Regions from separate parts of the Homo sapiens genome. Here region 2 is linked to region 1. A link is a loop called in an ENCODE intact Hi-C map of the cell type or tissue named here. Cell type or tissue: heart left ventricle. All regions are shown on one strand. Each heading gives the region's core, and the rest is flanking DNA. Links, peaks and the distances in the headings are about the cores only.

The links. A loop is a pair of places that touch in the nucleus more often than their neighbours do. Peaks named below come from ENCODE experiments on the same cell type or tissue, not always from the same donor. Only the 100,000 strongest peaks of a DNase experiment are listed, where the experiment ranks them.
Region 2: it touches region 1 in a loop (1.9-fold over the local background); 4 of 110 quality-filtered maps call a loop at or near these places.

Annotation. Positions count from the first base shown.
Region 1 is chr4:41,442,258-41,448,304 of GRCh38, reverse strand. It overlaps a transcript of LIMCH1 not described here. Among named protein-coding and RNA genes, the nearest start is that of LIMCH1, 93 kb to the left of the region's middle. In heart left ventricle, for the core only: no CTCF peak of the experiment used is centred there; no DNase peak of the experiment used is centred there; H3K27ac peaks cover 1,163 bases.
Region 2 is chr4:41,621,524-41,627,570 of GRCh38, reverse strand. It overlaps LIMCH1 (LIM and calponin homology domains 1), which reads right to left. Exons shown (of 32, transcript NM_001330672.2): 8 at 561-863. Among named protein-coding and RNA genes, the nearest start is that of LIMCH1-AS1, 68 kb to the left of the region's middle. In heart left ventricle, for the core only: no CTCF peak of the experiment used is centred there; no DNase peak of the experiment used is centred there; H3K27ac peaks cover 650 bases.

The DNA of each region.
Region 1 (6,047 bases), core at 357-5,356:
AATTTGGGGTGGGATTTTGCTGGTCCCACCAACCTAAAGCGAACCTAAAGCTGAAGCTCTAGGAGAAATACAGGAAAGTTACCTCCTACATCATGACTGCAGACACCTCTGTGTAGACACACAAGAGAGAGCAATAATGCAAAAGCTCCCAAAAGCTCCTACATTCTACTCTGCATTTTCTACTCCATTTCATTTTTTTAAAGTGTTACTCCCAGGCTGGGCATGGTGGCTCACTCCTATAATCCCAGCACTTTGGGAGGCCAAGGCAGGCAGATCACCTGAGGTCAGGAGTTTGAGACCAGCCTGGCCAACATGGCAAAACCATGTTTCTACTAAAAACACAAAAATTAGCCAGGCGTGGTGGTGCATGCCTGTAATCCCAGCTACTAGGCAGGCTGATGCAGGAGAATCACTTGAACCCAGGAGGCAGAGGTTGCAGTCAGCGGAAATCGCGCCACTGCACTCCAGACTGGGAGACAGAGGGAGACCCTGTCTCAAAAACGAAAAAAAAATGCTACTCCCAACCCACTAGCTTGATTTCATTACCCTCGTGAAGGTCACATCCAGCAGTGTGAAAATCACTGTTCTAGAGGTAAGTTGGTAAGACAGACAGACATTTGTCTCGATATTCTCGTCTCCATGGTCCCGCATTTTCAGGATCCAGAATTAATCTACTCAACAAGAATTTTCCTTCAGTTTAATAAAAGATGTGACGATTAACATATGTTCTGTATTACGAAAAACAGATTTTTAAGAGCAGATGTGCAATTCCCAGCTCCATTACTTTATTAAAAAAGAATATTTGGTTTTCCTTGAAGATTCCATGAATCACAGTCATCTAGTTTGGATTGACATCACTGCATTAATAATAAAAACAGCATTTTGCTGCCCAAGGTTTGTCTTCTTTCCAGATATAGACAAGAACAGTGATCCTGTTAAAGAAGCAGATATCAGTATTTAACCCAACTTACCAAAAGTCCTTGTCTTTTCTCAAAACACTCGCTCCTCTTGAAATGCAATGAATAAATTTATTTGTTGTTGGGTTTTGGGAGCGCTGTTTGTTTGTTGTTGAGACAGGGTCTCGCTCTATCACTCAGGCTGGAGTGGTACAGTTAGTGGCCATCTCAGCTCACTGCAGCCTCAAGCTCCTGGGCTCAGGCGATTTTCCCACGTCAGCCTCCTGAGTAACTAGGACTACAGGCACATGCCACCATGCCCAGCTAATTTTTTATATTTTTAGTAGAGACAGGGTTTCACCATGTTGCCCGGGTTGGTCTCAAACTCCTGGGCTCAAGTGATCTGCCTGCCTCAGCCTCCCAAAGTGCAGGAGTTACAGACAGGCATGAGCCACCACACCTGGCCCATTGAATAAATTTAACCTTCAAATTTGTCTCTAATGTCTCCACGACACTGATCTATACCAGAATCTTTAACTCAGAATCACACACATACACATCCTTAAGTCATTCTTCCTTTTCCTTTCATGATAATTCAAATTTCTGAGGCCACTTGCCACTTTTAAAGAAACTTTGAAAGATCATGAAAAATATTAAGGACTTTTATCATTTATCTTTATATAATGTGTTACCAATTGGATTTATATACAGGCTTTTCCTAGTTTAATTGTAAACACATGGTTTATTTCTTTAAATTCCTCCTAGTTGCCTAAGGGTTCATGTAGTTGTCTTCCAACACTTACTCAGCACATCTATCCATTTGTTCACCATTCCAGAAAGGTTAGAGGATGTGTGGCACATTCACTCATTAGCTAGTATAAAATAAAGCAATCAGCATTCAAAGCTCACTTCATTCCAGCTATTCCCATCTGTCCTGTGAACACTGACTTCTAAAAGTTATGGTTCCATTAACTACGTATATTTGTGAATCTCTGAGAATGTCTTTCCCTTCCCTAATGGTTAGAAATCTAGTCTTTGATCTATTTTAACAAACACTTTTGTCGGACACTAATAGACTCAGAGGTTTCAAAACTGCAACAGGACTAGGAAGGTGAGTCTAAATCCCCTATACCCTGCTGCATTGCCCCTTACTCCCCTCCCCTCATCATGCCACCCAAATCTCACAGGCCCCATCTGTGCTTCAAAAACCAACGACTAGCAGAATAGAGATTTTTCTCCCCACGATGTTCCAATTGAACCTGCAGTTGACAATCATCCTCCTCATCTTCAGTTTTGAAAATAGACTGACAGCAACCCTCAAACCCTTTGACAAGAAGAACCTATTTTAACAAAATTACCCAATGTACTGAGGCTTCAGACCGTAATCCTTTAGGGAAACTTCGTTCTGTTATATTTGAGCTTTTAGTTCTTTCCACAATTTCAATTCTCTAGGAACTCATTCACAGAGGAAAATAAAACCCACTTTAAGTTGATATATATTTATCTCAGCCACAAAGAGCCAAAGTCCTCCAAAGAGCATTTGTTTCACTGAACCATTCTGGGAATGCATCCTGGAAGAGAAAGGTACTGCCAAGACCAACAGATAATAAAGCAAGATAGAAAGGTCAGTAGCTACCCTCATCTCCAGAATGCAAAGAAACTCTAATCTCAGGCCATCAGTGCAAAATTAATTTCTATTTTTAGGCTAAATAAATTCCATTTGAAAGTATCGTGGAAAGATACAGGTCACTGGATAAACAGATAAGGAAACCTTCACATACTTCTATGCTTTTCTTGAATACCTAATTGGAGGAACTAATTGTAACAATCCATTTTACTGTTTTTCTTGAAAATATTAGCAGTGCTTCAGTTGCAATTTTCATTGCCAAAAAATTTGAGGACAATTCCACAGGTGCCTATGATCCTTCTTGCTTTATGGTTACATTACAGGGGTTCGTCTCAGAAGATGGCAATGGCTTTCTGCCTAAGTAAAGCTTGGGAACATAGAATGGTAAAAGTCCACCTTTCATGGACAATCAATCAACTGCTGTCAATCAGAGGTTTGAGATATAAATAGGCTTCCTACACGTTTAATAAAGAATGGGGGCCGTGCACTGTGGCTCACGCCTGTAATCCCAGCACTTTGGGAGGCTGAGGCAGGTGGATCACGAGGTCAGGAGATCAAGACCATCCTGGCCAACATGGTGAAACTCTGTTTCTACTAAAAATATAAAAATTAGCCAGGCGTGGCGGTGTGCACCTGTAGTTCCAGCTACTCGGGAGGCTGAGGCAGGAGAATTGCTTGAACCTGGGAGGTGGAGGTTGCAGTGAGCCAAGATTGCGCCACTGCACTCCAGCCTGGGTGTCTCAAAAAAAAAAAAAAAAAAAGAATGGGAAAATGTTGTTGAATATTCTCTTCATGTGCCTACAAAAGCACACAGTGGTTATTGAGCAAGATGCTGAGCTAGAAGAAGTTGGTGACTTTGTCAGTAAATAACTCAGCTCTTTAACCTCAGTCTGGTAGCCTGGCCATCACATCAGACAGTGGATGGTCAGATTTCGGCAAAATATTGCCCATAAGCAGATTTCTTTTATGGGGACTATATCCTTAACCACTAGAGAAGAGATTATCCTAAGAGCTATTCAAATCCCCAATGTTGAGCAAGACTGAAAATCCCATTGCTGTGATGACCAACTTAGGTTGCCCCTCTTTAGGGCTGATGGAACCTCATGTTGTTGTACTTGGCAAGGGCTTATGCTTGTATTGGCACTTTTGTTCTCACAGTTATTTGGGAAGGGAAAGACCACTGTGATATGTTGACCACCCTAATGAGAGGTAGAGATTCCCAGACAAAGACGCCATTGTGTTGGCCAATGAAGAGACACCACAGGCACGGCCTGACGCCAACCAAATAGTTCAAGGTCCACTGACCTACCCTTAAGGTCAAACTCATATATTAATATAGATTTTCCTCAATATTCTGTAATTGTATTTCAGTCTTACCTTCTCAATGAAACATTAATAAACTTATGCTATGCCCTGCACTCTATATATGTGTGTGTGTGTGTGTGTGTGTGTGTGTGTGTGTGTGTGTATATATATACACACACACTCACACACATACACATACATATATTTCAGTCATATGTAATATGACTGAAAAGTCACCAAAAAGTCGTTTAGGAGTAGTAAAAACAGAATTTTTATACAAAGAATACCTGCCAGAACATAAACTCAAACCAAATGAGTCTCTACATCTTTAGAACTATTCAGACTCACAGAAATTGGAAGCACTCTTCAATCTCTGAGCCATCTCTTGCACACATTTCAGCTATCTTCAGTCCCACGGACAATACCTATCCAGATAGGAATATCTGCACTGTCCATGATTACAGAGTTTTCTCTGACAGATGTAGCCTCTTCTATGATTCAGTTTTATTTAAATCTAGCCAGCTTGCCTTTCCTTGAGTCTACGAGTTTTAAGTGAGCATATTCTTCAAGACATCAAGACAAAGTCAGCAATATAGACAGAAATTGCTGAGTTGCTTATATGAATAGTTCTCTAGCCCTGAGGGAAGGCAAACTCCCTCACATCCTTCACAGGCTGGAATCAGATGCTCAGCAGCACTTGTTCCATGGGCCTCTCTCATCCGAGCTGCTCCCTTGGTTAACTGAGAACATTCCATTTTATCTGGCAGAAGAGCTTTCCTTCACCAGGTGTATTTCTGATGTTTACAGAAAAGAGTTTAGCCATTGCTTACAAATACTGTAAATTAACAGATCTTCGTTTCTCCTAGGAAATGGTACTTTTGGATCACATGTGAAGGTTTAAAAAAATACAGCTGCCCTGGCTTCCTGAAATCTGGAAAGCTTTACAGCATGAAAGAAGAATGGTTTCATTGGATAATAATCCATCTGCAATAAGAGCAAAGTCCATACTACTATTAAATGTGTTTATCCACTGATTCATCTGAATATTCCTTGATTTGCTTTAAGTACCATAATCAAATGTTGTTATTTAATTCAACAACGATTCAGGAAAAGCAATTTGGAATCTCACAGGTGGTCTGAATTCACTGTGTTGGTTACATTTGATGCACTTCCCAGAGCAGAAAGAAAAAAAACATCCAGATTGCGCCACTGCAGTCCGCAGTCCGGCCTGGGCGACAGAGCGAGACTCCGTCTCAAAAAAAAAAAAAAAAAAAAAAAAAAAAAGAAAAAAAACATCCAATATGATTTTTTTTTCTCTTTACCTTGGAGCATAAGACATGAAGCTTTTATGAGGGAAATCATTCCCCAAAAGTGAAACTGTTGCTTGCTAGCTTATGTTTCCATTTAAACAAATCTCTAACTAAACACACATGAAAAATGATAGGACCTTTCCTTTGATAAAAATCTAGCATCTAATATTGGCAGGCAAAGTTTAAGTCACTTCCTGAATTGCTAAACAAACAGCTACACAAAAGAATCACACAGTACATTTGTATGTTTCCCTTTCATTTACTTAGCAATTCCTTTCTTCATATTAAAAATCTTAGTTTTCCAGCAATTATTGTTTACCCTGGTTAAATGACTGATGTATAATAATGTAATTACATGTGATACAATAGAGGGAGGAAGGGGTAGGAGATGTGTGCAGTTTAAATAATTAAAATTCAATCCATAGTTAATTTCCATACTGCATCATTATAACAAGTGTGCATCTGTGTGAAGCTATATTTAGATTTCTGAGTGTTACAGAGTCTTTTTCTTTGTCAACACAGTCAACCAAAATGGAGAGAGAGTACCTGTTTGAAAAATGCAGGTGATTTCAACCCACAATGGTAACCCACACAGATGAGTTCTCAACTATCATGAAATCAGCTAGTTGGTTAACTAGTTGGTTATACACCCAATTAATTCCTTCATCCATTTGCTCCATGAATACATATTTGAGCCATGTGTGTGCTTGGGAATATGCAAAGCATGTATACAAAAGTGGGCAAGAATAGACACTGATGCTAAGTGGCCAAACTTGTGTTTTTCGTAAAATGCATCTTTGATGGTTTGTTCCAGTCTATCTGTCCTTTTTTATTTATTTTTATTTTTATTTTTATTTATGTATTTTTGAGACAGGGTCTGGCTCTGTTGCCCAGGCTGGAAGGCAGTAA
Region 2 (6,047 bases), core at 667-5,666, 180 kb before region 1:
GTTTGAGAAGTGTTTTTGATGGGAAATATCCATTATCATTTGTCTAGGTGATGTTGCTGGTGTGACAGAAGAAAGAACAAGTCTCATTTTTTTTTCTTCCAACATCTAAATGTAGCTAATAAGAGAGAAGTGCTTTTAGCGTTTTTCTGCTTCCTTTGAATGGACTAGAGCAGCTGTGAGAGGTGGCTGTTCTCTGATAGGCAATAGTACATGTCTATTTTTGCTAATAATGCCAACTGATGACACCAGCACCCATATGTGGTGATGAGCCCTGATTCAGCACATCTACACACTGGAATTCAATGTTTCTTTGGCAAATTCAGCCCTATTTTGGACATGGACACTCTACTGTCTGCCATCTGCATTTAAGGGAGATTGAATATCTAAAGTTCCGCTTCAAAATAAACCCCCATTACAAAGTACATATAATTGAGAGGCTGGAAAGAGGAACTGGAGGGGGTACAATACAAACTGACTTCACTTAATTATGTCCTCTCTCCCTGTGTCTCTTTCATAGACACACACACACACACACACACACACACACACACCATGCACACCTTTTATATTCTAGACTTCTTTTTTTTGAGATTCCCTTTGAGAGCTGTTTGCTGCCATCTGATTTCTCTGCCCCTTTCTTTGGATAAGGGCCATAGAGGAGTTGATTTAATGGCACCATTGGCTTGGTTTGGTTCATCCTTGCTCTCCTTGCAGCAAAGTCATCCTTCTCAAGATCAGGCAGTCGACACACAACTTCACCTTCTGCCTCTGAATCGTTGCCATGTTGGTGGGTCAGGAAAGAGTTTTCTTTGCGAAGGACAATATCACGAATAGCTTCTTTCTCTTCACTTAATTGTTTTTGACTGATAGGGGAAAATTAAATGGGACTCCACATGTGATCAGACAAAAAAAATTAAATCTCCATCTCTAGACAGACAACTGTGTTGTTAGTGAAAAGTCTTCTCGATATTGTTAGTTCAAATGACATCTGTTCATTATTTCAGTCTAGAATTGCAGCATAGTTAGGGTGGGTTTTAAAACCTTGAATTTAGCCAGACACTAGCAATACTAAAAATTCATTTAATTTTCAGGGCTTCCACCAGCAACAGAAAAGCAGGATCCTAAATGGCTCTGAAAGTGACAGTGCAGATTCTTTGCATGAAATTGGGGAAAAATGGGAAGCTTTTTGTTACTGTTCCTTTTTCTTTAGCACATGAGTACCCAGTAGACACTTAATTTGTTTTTGACTGACAGGGCAAAAAATTGAGCCACCAAGAAACTGATCTGGGGGAAAACAAATGAATGCAGCTGTGTGACACCACACCTAGAATGTGTAACAGATTACAAAATGTAAGGAAGTCTTTCTTCAGAGCTGAGCTAACCTGAAACATCTGGGATAGTTTACGACCACTCATAGGATGGTCTTAAACTATTCCATTCCCTGGTCCTCCACTCCCAGGAAGCTTATCTTGCCCTGCACCTTTCCATCAGCAACTCTTTCTTCCCTCTTCTATCCTCCTGTCTCTCCACCTCTCTTCTTTTTCTTTTTTTTAAGAGACAGGGTCTTGTTCTGTCACCCAGGCTGGAACGCAGTGGTGCAATCATAGCTCTCATACCCTAATTTGGGAGCAGATCTTCTGCTTGAACCCCTGAAGTCCAAGAGCAACATTCTTTCCACTTTGGGACAAACCAAACAGTCCTGGGCTCCAACCTCCCCCAACTTGGGCAGAATTTTTTGGAATAAAATATTCGTATTTATGCAAATGACCCTGCCAATTTGCGATGCCAATTTGAGCAGGGAGAATCTGGTCCCTTGTGCATCTTGTGAACCCAGCCAGGCTGCAAATTCCGTTGGGTGTTTATTTTTAGGCTAAATGCCCAGTGTGGCAAGACTCATTTCAAGTGATCTCAATTTAGATATGCAGACTTAAAAAAATATATAAAAAAGAGCGTGAAGAAAGTTTCCGTATCATTGGCTATTTGAAGACACTCCCCACCCACTTGAAAAGTTGTCACAATGACTGATTTTCCACTAATTGCTTGAGTCTTTTAAATTCAGAGCTTCAAGGCAGATTCACGGCGAGCAAAAAATAATGATACAAGTTTTGAGCTGGCCCTGTTGGCCTTGAAATAATAAATAATATGTATAAGGTAGATATGTAGGATTGTATTCACAGGTGTCTAGGTATCAAAATACTTAAATGACTTTTATAATGTGCTTTTTTTTTCTTTGAAGGACCTTAAGGACAGTCTTTTGTGAAACTTGGGTCTGTTTTACTTTATTTTTCAATAACTACAACTCTTAGTAGCTAGTACATTTAGTACATTCCAGATACACTAACTTTCATGACAACCCTGCAAAATAGGAATTATGACGCCCACTTTGCAGAAGAGAATATTAAGGTCTCTAGCTCAAGCCATCTGAACTCAGGTAAATTAATTAAAGTATACTCAAGGGGCAGGCCAGGCTGTCTGGCTTTATATTCATGAGGAGGTTTGGCACTTTTATTTTGTCCAAGTCACTCATAGATGAGTAGCTTTGGGAAGAAGGAGTTGCTTTGGGGGCACAGCTCACTGTTTCATGTGGAAGGAATACAGTGTGGCAATGTGAAACGAGAAATGCCAAGCCCTGCCTCCAACTGGCGATCCTGCACAGCCTCACCTAAAGAAAGGCAGGCTAGCTTTCTTGGTAGGAGGGATTACGGACTCAAAGCAGGTGAGGGGGAAGAAAAGCTCTTGTCTCAACATTTCTGAGGCTTATATATTTCAAAGTGAATGAGGTAATGATTTAAGCTAAGGAAGAGCTGGTGTTTTCTTTCACCCGGTTTTATGTGGCAATGCATAAGCAACCAGGTCAGATTGGTAGCTAGTGTGTTCCAATGAAGGAAACTCTGCTCTCCAGAAAAGCCTGTTAGTCCCCCTGGGAATGTCCTGGGTGACACTGGAAACTTCCCTGTTCACCCCATCTCCAATCAGGGCAGCTATTTGGTCGGTGCACAAGTAATTGCGGTTTTTGCCTTTAAAAATGGCAAAACCGCAATTACTTGTGCACCGCCCTAATACATCCAGAGTCACAAAGGTTCGTGCAAGTTATGTGCCTGACTGGTCCCCGATACCCAAGGATCTGTTCAGCAGCCACGGTGAACCGGCGTTTGGTAAGGAGGGCTGTAGAGGAATCCATGTCTGGCACTTAGCTGCATCTGCTCTTCCTCTAAAGATTTCTAAAATGTCTATTGTTCCTCGGAGGTTTTTTTACGCCCCCACACCCCCTGCCTTGTTTTCCCCTCTGTAATTAATTACTACGTGGTTGAGAAGATCCACAGACTAGCAGAAAGCAAGCACTGAGTGCTGAAACATATGAAAACAATTAGAAAAGAGGTACAATCATGTGAAACCTATAATTCAGTTCAAAAAAAAGTTTACTTCTCCAATGGGAAACACCAAGTAAAAGAACTCAAATCTCCATGGCATTTTAATTCAGGGGAAGTGCATCTTGGTTCTTATTTTATCCTCTTAAAAACAGAAATCTTGGCTTCTTTGGCAGACTCTCATATTTGGGGGATAATTAAGTTAGCACAACCATAAAATAAAATAGAAGAAAAAGTAATTTATGTACTTTTTCCCTTCAGTGGAAACTCTAATAAATATTAAACTCCACACATTTATTAAGAAATCCTACTTTCTGTCTCTTGATGCTAAGATACCGCTAATATATTGTTTGACAGGAAGCTTGAAACTTCTAGGTTTTTGACCTCTTGTGAAAATGAAATAACATGCACCTTTGCTCCCTTTTGTATACTGCCTTAAAGATAATGCGAGTCTCGCTCTGTTGCCCAGGCTGGAGTGCAGTGACACGATCTCGGCTCACTGCAACCTCTGCCTCCCGGGTTCAAGCAATTCTCTTGCCTCAGCCTCCCAAGTAGCTGGGATTACAGGCCTATGCCACCACGCCTGGCTAATTTTTTTGGTACTTTTAGTGGAGACAGGGTTTCACTATGTTGGCCAGGCTGGTCTTGAACTCCTGACCTCAAGTGATCCGCCCGCCTCGGCCTGCCAAAGTGCTCGAATTACAGGTTTGGGCCACCGCACCCAGCCTAGCAAGGTGTTTAAGAATACTTGGGAAACAAGCAAACAAAAAACAGTCTACAAAATAAAGCTTTGTTGTTCATCTATATGCTCTTCCCCTCGGACATGGCTCTATTATCTCAATCATCTCTGCAAACATTTCCCAGCTGAGAAATGGGCCACAACAAGTGGTCCTCTTGTTGGGTGCAAAGACGTGCTGGTCAGAATTCATCTGGATGTCAAAGACAGAACACTGAGGTTAAAATGCCTCGAGAGATATCAGCGTATTTCAATGATTTAAATTCCTATTTTCCAGACACCAAGAGTCCTTTTCTTTTTCATGATACTTCATTCCAGTTAAGCTACTTTCTGCCACATTAAAAGCAGGATCCCAAATGTGGATAAACTTAGAATGACTCTCAACTCTTGTGGCATGCAAAAAAGTAAGTGACAAAGACGTAGACATGCCAGGCTGGTGGCATGCTATGTGTAAAACCTTTGTGAGAGCGCTGGCTGGCAGCTGAAAAATCTGCCTAACAAATGAATTCTGGGTGTTTGGAGCAGCTGTGTTGTGTTGCTATTGGGAACATTCTCTGAGAATATGCATAATTATCCAGAGCCCAATTTTAAATGCTAAGTCAGAAGACCTGAGGCATCATGACATTAACTGACCTGCAAACTTCTGCATATGAGAGCTAACTTGGATGAAATAGGTTAAAATTAAGCCAAATAACAGGAAACATGAATGGAAGTGAAATAAACAAAGATAATATATATTCATTAGAATTACATTTTTAAACTATGATTTGATGTTTGTACAGTGAATGGGAGTTGTCATAAAAGAGTTCAAAGTTTTTAATAAAATAAACGTCCCAGGTACTGAAGTGGCACAGTACGTGTATGGACTTCCCAGCCTTTACCCCACTTCTCTTCTCTATGTGACCATTATTCCTGAGTGTGCTGAATTAGCTTAATGCCGCTCCCCTTCATCCCCCTTTGCTGTTTTAGATACTCTAAGGATGATGGTATCCTTGGTAAACACTAGCTTAAAGACTTTACACGTGATATAAATGAAAGATGTGTGTCAAAGACAGGAAGATTAAAATTTCAGGTAAGTTCATATTCTTATCTGTATCACTTATTACCTACTACTATGTCCTTAAAGGCAGAAGCTGGAGAAGTCTGAAAAATGGTACCTAGTGAGGAGATAGTATTCCCCTCACTATTATTATTTTTGTCTTCTCAGCATCTAGTCCAGTCTCTGGTACATGGTGTATGGGATGCTCAAGGGATGCAGAAAAAAATGTGTTTGATAAGGTCTCTGTATCAAAACTTTAAAAAATCTGGAGTTTTAAAAAAAGATTTTATTACATTACTCTTTATTTAATAAACTCAGAGAGCTGTTTGTAACATAAACACAATTTTATGTTAGAATATTCCAGAAGCACATACGTGTTCAGAATAGGCATGATTATCTGTAATATACCACAGACAAGGAGGAAGTATATCCTTAGTTGTTTTTTTTTTTAATACAAAGGTACTCTAGAATTAAATTTATGTAACTCAACACTGGATATTTAATTAAGACCTGGACCACATAAATAACCACATGTGGAGCTGTATAGAGAAATGGAAAATGTGTGGGAGGCAGATGTGGTGCTGTGGTCAGAGCATCCGAATCTGATCACCAGGTCGGTGGTGACCAGCTCTGCAAGTCACTGACTATCAACGATCCTCAGCTCCCACTTCTGGACTTCTGGAAGATGGGTATATCAGCCACCTCTTAGACTAGCCTGGCCAACCTGGTAAAACCCCATCTCTACTAAAAATCCAAAAATTAGCCAGGCGTGGTGGTACACGCTTGTAATCCGAGCTACTTGGGAGGCTGAGGCAGGAGAATTGCTTGAACCTGGGAAGCAGAGGTTGCAGTGAGCCAAGATTGCACCACTGCACCCCAGCTTGGGTGACGGAGTGAGACTCTA